3 separate regions of the Homo sapiens genome follow, and all the other regions are linked to region 2. Evidence: chromatin contacts called from ENCODE Hi-C or POLR2A ChIA-PET data. All regions are on one chromosome and are shown on one strand. Each heading gives the region's core, a stretch centred on a gene start or an enhancer-like site at or near the end of the contact. The rest is flanking DNA. Distances are from core to core; before and after follow the strand shown.

Evidence for each region. Hi-C counts contacts between places; a loop is a spot of excess contacts on that map. ChIA-PET counts read pairs that join two places held with the same protein, here RNA polymerase II (POLR2A). Pooled maps may share reads with other maps.
Region 1: POLR2A ChIA-PET joins it to region 2 with 11 read pairs in MCF 10A. The contact joins the enhancer-like site here to the promoter of DDX5 in region 2. A Hi-C loop is called at or near these places in 6 of 50 pooled maps. POLR2A ChIA-PET finds 5 or more read pairs at or near these places in 3 of 52 experiments (BJ, MCF 10A and PC-3).
Region 3: a loop to region 2 is called in a pooled map, with 4 times the contacts of the local background. The contact joins the enhancer-like site here to the promoter of DDX5 in region 2. A Hi-C loop is called at or near these places in 1 of 168 maps with a recorded cell type or tissue (B cell), 2 of 37 single-sample maps with no recorded cell type and 4 of 50 pooled maps.

What each region holds. Positions count from the first base shown.
Region 1 is chr17:65,105,154-65,108,705 of GRCh38, reverse strand. The region is part of intron 2 of LOC100507002 (a long non-coding RNA gene); the gene reads right to left. Among named protein-coding and RNA genes, the nearest start is that of RGS9, 30 kb to the left of the region's middle. Within about 2 kb of position 1,910, at least 19 of the 41 ENCODE cell types and tissues checked have a DNase peak (open chromatin) inside an H3K27ac peak, as active enhancers do; they include PC-3, where a contact is called at or near this core.
Region 2 is chr17:64,505,039-64,508,500 of GRCh38, reverse strand. DDX5 (DEAD-box helicase 5) reads left to right here and starts at 2,212. Exons shown (of 13, transcript NM_004396.5): 1 at 2,212-2,425. The coding sequence starts at 2,382. It overlaps CEP95 (centrosomal protein 95), which reads right to left and starts at 1,524. Exons shown (of 20, transcript NM_138363.3): 1 at 1,385-1,524. The coding sequence starts at 1,403. RefSeq lists enhancers at 912-1,021, 734-1,350, 1,332-1,421, 1,622-1,861, 2,562-2,691 and 1 more and a silencer at 3,052-3,121.
Region 3 is chr17:63,945,098-63,947,865 of GRCh38, reverse strand. It overlaps SCN4A (sodium voltage-gated channel alpha subunit 4), which reads left to right. Exons shown (of 24, transcript NM_000334.4): 18 at 699-821; 19 at 2,228-2,506. Among named protein-coding and RNA genes, the nearest start is that of CD79B, 14 kb to the right of the region's middle. RefSeq lists an enhancer at 805-1,378 and an insulator at 1-2,013. Within about 2 kb of position 1,250, at least 7 of the 41 ENCODE cell types and tissues checked have a DNase peak (open chromatin) inside an H3K27ac peak, as active enhancers do; they include B cell, where a contact is called at or near this core.

The DNA of each region.
Region 1 (3,552 bases), core at 661-3,160, 600 kb before region 2:
CCCAGGTTCACGCCATTCTCCTGCCTCAGCCTCCCAAGTAGCTGGGACTACAGGCACCCACCAACACGCCCGGCTAATTTTTTTGTATTGTATTTTCAGTAGAGACAGGGTTTCACCATGTCAGCCAGGATGGTCTCGATCTCCTGACCTCGTGATCTGCCTGCCTCGGCCTCCCAACGTGCTGGGATTACAGGCGTGAGCCACCGTGTCTGGCTGCCATTAATCATAATTCTATGCACCATTGTATGAGCCCTCAGTTCACAAAGTCCTTTTAACATATATGCACGTAGCCGTCCTCAGAATGAGACCACTGGTTTTTCTAGCCTCAGTGAAGCTGAAAAATAGATGATGTCAGCTGTGTGACACTGGACCAGTTAACTGACCTCTCTGAACCTTAGTATTTTCATCCACTAAGGAAAAAAACATCTAATATCTGCCCTATCTATTTAAAAGGGTGCTTGTGATCAAATGAAAATAATGAATATGAAACAGTTATATAATCCCTAAGGCAATATAGGAACAGTGACAATAGGGTGGGAGTGGTAGTGATAGATGTTATCATTGTCACAATATGCCTTCTAGGGACCAGACAGTAAAGACACATAAGAAAAACTCAGTTAGACAACCTAATGCAAAGAGTGAGATTTAATTGAATACTTTTTATGAATCCAGTGGCATGACTGCTACAAATAAACAACATAATCTTTGTCCTCTGGGAGCTGAGGTGGTAAAGTATATAGAGAGAGATGACCAATACACAGCACAGAATAAAAATGTGTCTCATGTGAAGCATACAGATCCTAATTGCACAGGAGCTGAAAAGGGACTGTGATCACAGGATGCTTCTATAGGTTTGAGTGTGTCCCTCAGAAGTCCATGTGTTGGAAACTTAGTTGCTAATGTAACAGTATTGAGAGGTGGGGCCTTTTAAAAGGGAATTAGGTAATAAGGGTAGAGCCCCATAAGTGGATTAATGCTGTTTGTGAGTGAGATCATTTCCAAGGGACTGAGTTAGTGCCCTGAGGTGTCTTTTGCGTGCACTCACTTGCCCTTCCCCATTTCTGCTGTGTTATAATGCAGTATGAAATCCCTTACCAGGGGCCAGGCATGGTGGTTCACGCCTGTAATCCCAGCACTTTGGAAGGCTGAGGCGGGCAGATCACGAGGTCAGGAGATTGAGACCATCCTGGCTAACACAGTGAATCCCCGTCTCTACTAAAAATACAAAAAATTAGCCAGGCATGGTGGCAGGTGCCTGTAGTCCCAGCTACTAGGGAGGCTGAGGCAGGAGAATGGCGTGAACCCAGGAGGCGGAGCTTGCAGTGAGCTGAAATCAGGCCACTGCACTCCAGCCTGGGTGACAGAGCGAGACTCTGTCTCAAAAAAAAAAAAAAAAAAATCCCTTACCAGAAGCTGTCACCATGCCCTTGGTCTTCCCAGCTTCCATAACCGTGAGCCAAATAAGCTTCTTTTCTTTATAAATTAGCCCATGTCAAGCATTCTGTTATAGCAACAGAAAATGGACTAAGACAGATGGTCAATGAATGCTTCCTAGAGGAAGTGAACTTGGGAAGGAACCCATGATATGGCTAGGTAGACAGGAAGGAGGTGTAGACTAACCTGGATATATCAGAAGAGAGCTGAATCAGAAAAATCCTAATTGCCCCCTCCCTCTCAGGCAGCCTGCTCCTGAAGCTAGGAGGCTCCAATCTTCCCAAGGAGGGAAAGAGTATGGAACAATGTCTTATGCCAACACTAAGGAAAGGGATTTCCTATTTCAATCTCTGTTGCTAAACAAGCATTTGCAGCTGAACCACAATCTCAAGAAATGGGCCAAGATCAGGTGCACAGGGAAGGCTCTGAGGATAGCCTCACCACTCAGCATTCCGGGCACAGCGCCAGTCACTCAGACAGCGTGCAAAACACGGCTGGGGCTCCTTGTGCAAGACTGACTGCAAGCTTTATCTGCATGGACACTTTCTTGGCTCACAGAATTGTTTTGGAACAAAAGCTATTCATTTCAGCTTGATTTGGAGCCACAATCCTTGGCTTTCTGCAGTGTCAGGACTTGGCAGTGTTTCTGGCCACTGGGTCAGCCATGAGGCCAACAGCAGAGAGGGGAGCAAAGACACAACCCCACACTGTACTGGGGGATGCTGAGAGGTGGTCCTGCTCTTCCTGGGATGGCCAGGGGACTGAGGAGCCATGGCTACTGGAGTGATTCTTTTCAGCAGCAGCCAACAGCCCCGTCCTCCCCAGCACACACACACACACACACACACACACACACACACACACACACACACTGTTATGCAGTTTCTGATGACAGGGCTTAAAGCATCCTCGTCCTTTCAGTCATAACTTTTCAGATTATAAATACGGTACTTCATCGGGTAAAATAACCATCTCCTTAGTAGTGAGGCAGAGGGAGCTAACGGTGGATGGCGGAGTTGTACCTACTTTGCCAGTTAGACATTTAAACTTCTCTGATAAAAATGACAGTCACTCCATTTCTTTCCCTTTGTGTTTAAAAAAAAAAATCAATCTCTGAGGAATTTGCAACTACCCCTCAAAGGAGATTAACAGGAGTTATTTCTAAAAGCACAATCAAGAGGGGCTTTCCAGCGATGACGTCTCTGCACAAAGGAGGGATTTTCTGGGAAGAGGGGAGTCTGTGTCTTGAACATTTTTAGGGGTCTTCCCATTAGGGGACAGAATAATTTTCCTCCAACCTTTTCCCCTGTAAACTCACTTAAGGGATTCCTTTTTAAATTGTAATAAATCTCAATTACGAAAAATATGACTGACTCCTTGGGTCCGGAATGGTCTTGGAGAGGTGGTCTTGGTGGGCAAGGTGGCAGGTGACAGGTGCCTGTACTCCACTCACGACGGGAGAAAACCCACCTTGATTTTCAAGCTCCCCAGGAAGGGTGCAGCTGTGGCCTTTCTCCAGGCTACCCCTTCTTCTGTCCAGCGTGCATCCCTTCTGAGCTATCTCCTTTCGTGAGACACATTGAAGACCCCCGGTCCTTCCCCATACCATCACCTCCCCACCCCACCCCACCACTGTTTACCAGAGCACAGCTGCCCAGTTCTCCCAGAATCCTGACTTCTCCACAACTATTTCCTGAGGCCTCAAACAAATGCTACATAAAAGGGTCATCACTGGGCTGGGCACGGTGGCTCACATCTATAATCGTAGCACTTTGGGAGGCCAAAGCGGGTGGATCACCTGAGGTCAGGCGTTCGAGGTCAGCCTGGCCAACATGGCAAAACCCCATCTCTACTAATAATATAAAAATTAGCCAGGCATGGTGGCAGGCACCTGTAATTCCAGCTACTCCAGAGGCTAAGGCAGGAGAATCGCTTGAACCCGGGGGTGGAGGTTGCAGTGAGCCAAGATCGCACCACTTCACTCCATCGGGGGAAAAAAAAAAAAGCATCATCACTGGACTCTCTCTGACCCCATCACAGGCCTAGCGTTGCCCCTCTCAGATTCCAGCTAAGTGAGGTATGACATTGAACATTTTAAAGTACCCAGACAGTCACTGA
Region 2 (3,462 bases), core at 963-3,462:
AAAAACAGACACTGAACTTTGCAGAAGATAAGGAATTTGATTGTTAGAGAATTTCAAAGACCCTTTAGGCATGGTTTTTAAAAAGATGTATTTAATTTCTTGGGATGATTTCCAGAGTGCTGTAATTTCTACATAGTCAAAACTATACTGCAAATTCAATTGATACTGTTGCAGCCTAAAATCTTAAGTTACTTATATAAGCCTTACATGGGTGTTTTTAGTTAAAACATATTTACAAGTAAACAGGAATATTATGTCATAAACAACAGTTTAATGATAATCCGAGGTTACCAGAAACTCATTAATGGAGGCTGCTTCGCACTTGCAATAGTATTGGTCTTGTGTTTACCCAATTATCTTGTGCAAGTCAGGGTTTCTCTGGTGCCGGAAAAAGTGGTGATTAAACTTAGGCTGTTAAGAACTGGTATAATAACAACATCAACGGTAATGCATTTGTTAGTTTTTCTTTTTTATTATATCGATCTATATGAAAGAAAATATGGGAAGTACATGAAGCTCAGAATTATCAATACTGTTGACGTTTCCTGCGTACCACATTCTCCTCTCCCCTAGATATTGCTGGGATTTGCAAAGTTTAACGGTTTCTGTACCAAAAGTAACTTAGCTTAAAATACTTGTTCCTTGAAATGCCTGGGAATTGGTAGGAAAGCACTTTCAATCGGTATTAGAAACAAACATCTCCACTATGTTCTGGACACGTAACGTTCTGGAAACGAATGAGAGTGTATTTTCCATGCACATAATCCCCCTCCCCACGCCCATTTCTCACAGCTGGCCAAACCATGACAACTGGTTTGTACGCAGTCCTTGTGAAAAGGATGAAAGCGTCCTAGACAACCAAATTAATTCGCTCTTCAAAAGCGGTGCTAGACAAAGCCCATGACTCTAGAGGGCACTGAAGAGAAAAAAGCACAACTATTCTACAGGGGCATATTCTACTATTCTGCAGGGGCATAATAAATCTTAAGAATGCTGTTCCTTTAAAGACCAATACAAAAGCAGGTACGACCTCAGGGCCCATAGTGCAAGGGCGGAGGGCACACGGACAGCGGCTAGACGCCCCACAGAAAGACAAGTCCGGGGACGACCCTTCTGACCGCTCTTTTTACAGCCAGGACCCAAGTGTCCTACCGGCCTCGCCCCAGTGCCTCTCTCTCTCCCACAGCATACTGCTGTTCCACGGCCTCGAAGCGAAGAGGTGGTGAAGCTGAGAGACCCTATCCAGGGAACCCGCCAGCGCGACGCGGCGTCTGAAGGTCACGAGCCCCGCCGACAGCCCAGACCCAGTCCGGGCTAGCCCGAGGCCTCCCTGGAGGTGGACGGTTTCAGTCCACACATACTGGGACCCCAGGGAGACACTCACCAGCATCCGAGCCTGCCATGTTTCAGAGGCAGGTCGCCGCCGGACTCCGACGCGGCCGGGAAGGCGACGGTGTCCTGGAAGGACCGATCCACGCAGACCCGACACTGGGGCGCGGACGCACGAACCAAAGCGCGGGGAAGGAGGCGTGAAAGAAGGACGGACGTTAAAAGAGCTTCTCGCCGCTGATTGGTCATCAGAGGAGCACTTCCTTTCACAGGACGTGAAACGGGGGCGGTTTGGGAAGTTTAGAGACCATTCTCCGCCGACCAAAACCCGTCAAAGGATTATCAGACACGCGGGTCGGACGGTCCACATCAGCCGGCAGCCCGGGCGGGTCCCGGGGTGCGAGCAGCGCACTTCCGGTGAGCTATTTCGTTTTGTATCCCTCCGCCGACGTCAACGGGAAAGTAGTGCGGACCGCTCTCTCGGTGGTCCGGGGTGGTACAGCCACGTGACAACGCCAGGCCCCGCCTTCCCCCTCTTTTGGTTACAGACGTGAGGGCTCTTTGGAGACGTAAACATCTCCGAGTGGCGAGGGTGGGCGGGGCTGGGCTTGGGAAAGGGCGGGGTGGCTTGCTTGAGGTGTGGAAAGACCAGAAGAAGGTGAGGTCAAGAGAGTGCAGAATGAGGCATTCCAATGGTGGGTGGGCCCTGACCTGAGAGAGTGGCGCGGGGAGGGGTGAAAGCGCGGCGATCCTGGAACGCCAGCGGGCGTTGCGGCCTATGCGCGAGGGGCGGGGCGATTAGGTCATAGAGCGGCTCCCAGCGTTCCCTGCGGCGTAGGAGGCGGTCCAGACTATAAAAGCGGCTGCCGGAAAGCGGCCGGCACCTCATTCATTTCTACCGGTCTCTAGTAGTGCAGCTTCGGCTGGTGTCATCGGTGTCCTTCCTCCGCTGCCGCCCCCGCAAGGCTTCGCCGTCATCGAGGCCATTTCCAGCGACTTGTCGCACGCTTTTCTATATACTTCGTTCCCCGCCAACCGCAACCATTGACGCCATGTCGGGTTATTCGAGTGACCGAGACCGCGGCCGGGACCGAGGGTGAGTTTGGGAGCCGAGCTGTCAGGCCTGGCGGGTGGGGGGATGGGAGGGCGGGTCAGGGTGGCGGCCGGCGGGGGCTTTGCGGCTTGGACTTGGCCTTTCCGGGCTATCTTGGGACTTCCTTTCCCGAAGGCTTGCGCCATTTTGATATTCACGTCACAGTGATTGGAAGAGATTTGACGGTGTAGTGTCTTCAAGCTTGCTTTTTGTGTGGGGATTGGGGAGCTGTCGGGGCGGCTGCCATTTGGTAGCTGTTGAGGGAGTTGAGAGGGAGCGTATTGTGCGGATGAAAGCGGGACGCTTCGAGGCAGACGAAGGAACATCTGTTAGGTGCGGCGTTTCGGGAGGTGTTTTTGGGGTGGCCGGGCATTCTGTGGGAGCGAGGGGACCACTTCCAAAGCCCTGGTGCTGTTGGGGTAGGAGGGCGGCCGGCATCAGCCATGTGGCTGAGTCGCGAGTACAAAATGCCGGCCTCGGACATGGCGGCGGCGCCTTTGTTACCCCGCCCGGCGGAGGAGCTCAAAATGGCAGCGTCGAGAAAATGTGGCGCAGAGAGAAATGCGAGACAAAGGGGGAAGCGCCGCCCCAGCGGGAACGCCGCCCGGCCGACTCCGCCCGGGCCGGGACTCCTCCCCCGGTAGTCGCCGGCTCCTCCTTTTCTTTTTTCCTGCGTTATATAATTTTGATTCGTTGATCCGGAGCTCTACCGCGGCGTTCCCCCAGCTGGGTTTGCTAGCAGAAGTGTTTCTGAGAAAACCCTTGTTCTGTTATCGCTGACTGTACTGTTTAGGTTCTTACCACTAAAGCTGTTTGGTTCCAAAACGGCCATATGAGTAACATCGTCGTGATGCTCTTCGGTTCATGTAGCCTTGTTATTGCTGATAGTGAATTGCTAGGCTGGTGGGGAAGATTACAGTAACCACAAGAAGTGGTGTGTGCCAGAATCCCAAATTCTGGCATGTGGGTGACAAGTTTCCGACATGATAAATCCCCGGCTTCCGACATGATAAATCCCAGGCTGTTTACATGACCTAAGT
Region 3 (2,768 bases), core at 1-2,500, 560 kb after region 2:
TAGCTACATCCAGAGGCTGTCAGTGTGGCGGGGACCTCAGGAAGCCCACGCCCTGAAGGGCAGGACCTGCCCGAGGCCACCCCCAGAGTCAGACCCTCAATCAGTGCTGCCCTTCTCAGACAGAGCTGCCCAGGGAGGGGTTAGGGACTGGGAGGCCTTCCCTTCTCCTCAGGGAAAGGAGGCCTTGGGGGAAGACAGCAGGCAGGAGGGCTACTTACCATCCCTGCCAATAGGAGTGGAGGAGTTTCTTACTTCATACATTTTATTTATTTATTTTTAAGATGGGATCTTGCTATGTTGCCCAGGCTGGTCTTGAACTCCTGGGCTCAAGCAATCCTCCTACCTTGGCCTCCCAAAGTGCTGGGATTACAGGTGTGAGCCACCATGCCCGGCCAGGAATGGAGGATTTTCTTAGCCTCTTAGATGGGCTCACAGGCCTCCCCGAAGGAGTCGGGTACCATCCCTCCTACTCACAGTCATCCCCAGTTGGTTGATGACATCACTGAGGTGGTGCCAGGCTCCTACAGGTACTGGGACAGGTCCCAGGGCTGCTCTTCCCACCGGACAGGACCACCCACTAGGGAGGGGATCTAAGGGAGACAACCAGGAGCTGTGAGTCCAGGAAGACCCCCGTGGCCTGGGCTTGAGGGGAGGCTGGGGGCCTTGCACGCACTGATCCCCTCACCCCTCCCCTGCAGGTCTCCATCATCAGCTTGGTGGCCAACTGGCTGGGCTACTCGGAGCTGGGACCCATCAAATCCCTGCGGACACTGCGGGCCCTGCGTCCCCTGAGGGCACTGTCCCGATTCGAGGGCATGAGGGTGGGTGCTGAAGGGGCCTCTGGGGTGGGCTGGGGATGGGGGACCGGCCACCTTCACTGCAGGGTGGAGGGTGCATGTCTATACTCCAACCACCACCAGAGGGAAGCAGAGAGCTTGGACCCACGGCCCTGCCTGAGGCCAGGTCTGGCCCCCACCTCCCCTAGCTGTCCTCCCCGCAGGCCATCTTCTGCCTGCCCCATTCCCACTCTCAGCCCCCGATCCAGCCCGCCCTTAGCTTACCTCTGCCACTACTTGAGGGGAGCAGAGACTGCAGAAGCACCCAGGAGGGCCCCACGGCCAGGGAAGAGGAGGAAGGAAGGCAGGTTTATGTGGTGTTTATGGGTGGTTTATGAGTGGGTTTATGGGTGGCCCTCCCCAGCCTCAGACTGAGCCACCCAGGGCTTTGAAACAAGGTGCCTGCACCCTGGCTCTGAGCCTTCCCCTCACCCCCCACTGATGAGCTTGGCGTCACGGTTGGGGCCATGCCCTTGAGCTTGGGGTCAGTTTGGGGAAGATCCACTCAGGCCCTGGAGAGCGGAAGTGGCAGGTAAACACAGGGTTGCGGCGGGGTGGGGGGGGGGGCAAGAAAAATGGGACTTCCCCAGGAAGAGAGATCTGCTGGGAGCAAGACCTGCTCCAGCGGGACAAATTTCTGCAAATCTAGAGGCCATGGCGAGCCCCCCCAAGCGGCCCCTTCCTGTCCCTGCAAGAGGCCAGCCGAATGCTGGGCCCTCTGACCCCCCAGAGCCAGGGAGCCCTCCCGTTGAGGGGAAACAAGCTGCCTGTGGCCATGCAGCTGGTCAGTGCCCCAACCAGGAACAGAGCTCCCCTGGGCACACCAGGCTTGTGCCACCCACTCTAGAGGTCATGAAATGGCTCCTCCTTAAAAAGAGAGGGGTGTCAGATCCAGCCCAGTCTGCAGTGGTCAGGTGGGCTGTGTGACTAGGGCTGGTGGGGATGGGGCTTCTGTCCCAGAGCTCCTGCTGCTTCAAAGACCCTGGTGCCCTCTTTTCTGTGCCTGTGTCTGGGGCTCTGGGGCTGAAAACCCATGAGCAGGGGCTGGGTCACGTGAGCTGAGTTTCCTATGGGGGCTGAGCAAAGAGTGTTTGTCTCCTGCCTGGTGACCTGTGACCAGGCTGCTTCCAGAGAAACCCAGCACCCCTACTCTGGGCTGATGGCTCCAGTCAAGCAGAGAGCCCTCTTGACCACCAGGCCTGCAGCTCCCTCCCCCTCCCCCTTACCACCCCCAACCTGCACACACACAGCCCAGCAGGTCGGCCCTCCTCTAGGAAGCCCTCCCTAATTGACAATGCCCAGCTCTGCCTGGTCCCCTGGGTGGCGTAGAGATGTGGAGCCCTCTCTCAGAGGCTGGGAGAGGCACTGGCAATGGACCCCCTGGCCCCCAGGTGGTGGTGAACGCCCTCCTAGGCGCCATCCCCTCCATCATGAATGTGCTGCTTGTCTGCCTCATCTTCTGGCTGATCTTCAGCATCATGGGTGTCAACCTGTTTGCCGGCAAGTTCTACTACTGCATCAACACCACCACCTCTGAGAGGTTCGACATCTCCGAGGTCAACAACAAGTCTGAGTGCGAGAGCCTCATGCACACAGGCCAGGTCCGCTGGCTCAATGTCAAGGTCAACTACGACAACGTGGGTCTGGGCTACCTCTCCCTCCTGCAGGTGGTGAGTGTGACCCACCACCCCTGCCGGGAACCTGGATGGAGGTGCCCCCCACCCCGGTCCTCTCGTTGTACCCAACCCCAGTGTCACTCCTGGTTAGGGGACCGCCCACCCTGCTTCCAATGCTGTGGGATCCCCAGGCAGTGTCTAGACCTCTCTGGTCTTTATTTGATGCTAGCCCAGTGGGGCTCTGGCAGGCGGCCTCTGGCAGGGGAGGACCAGGTTGGGTGGGGGAGGGAAACTCATGGATGATGAAAGCAGGGAG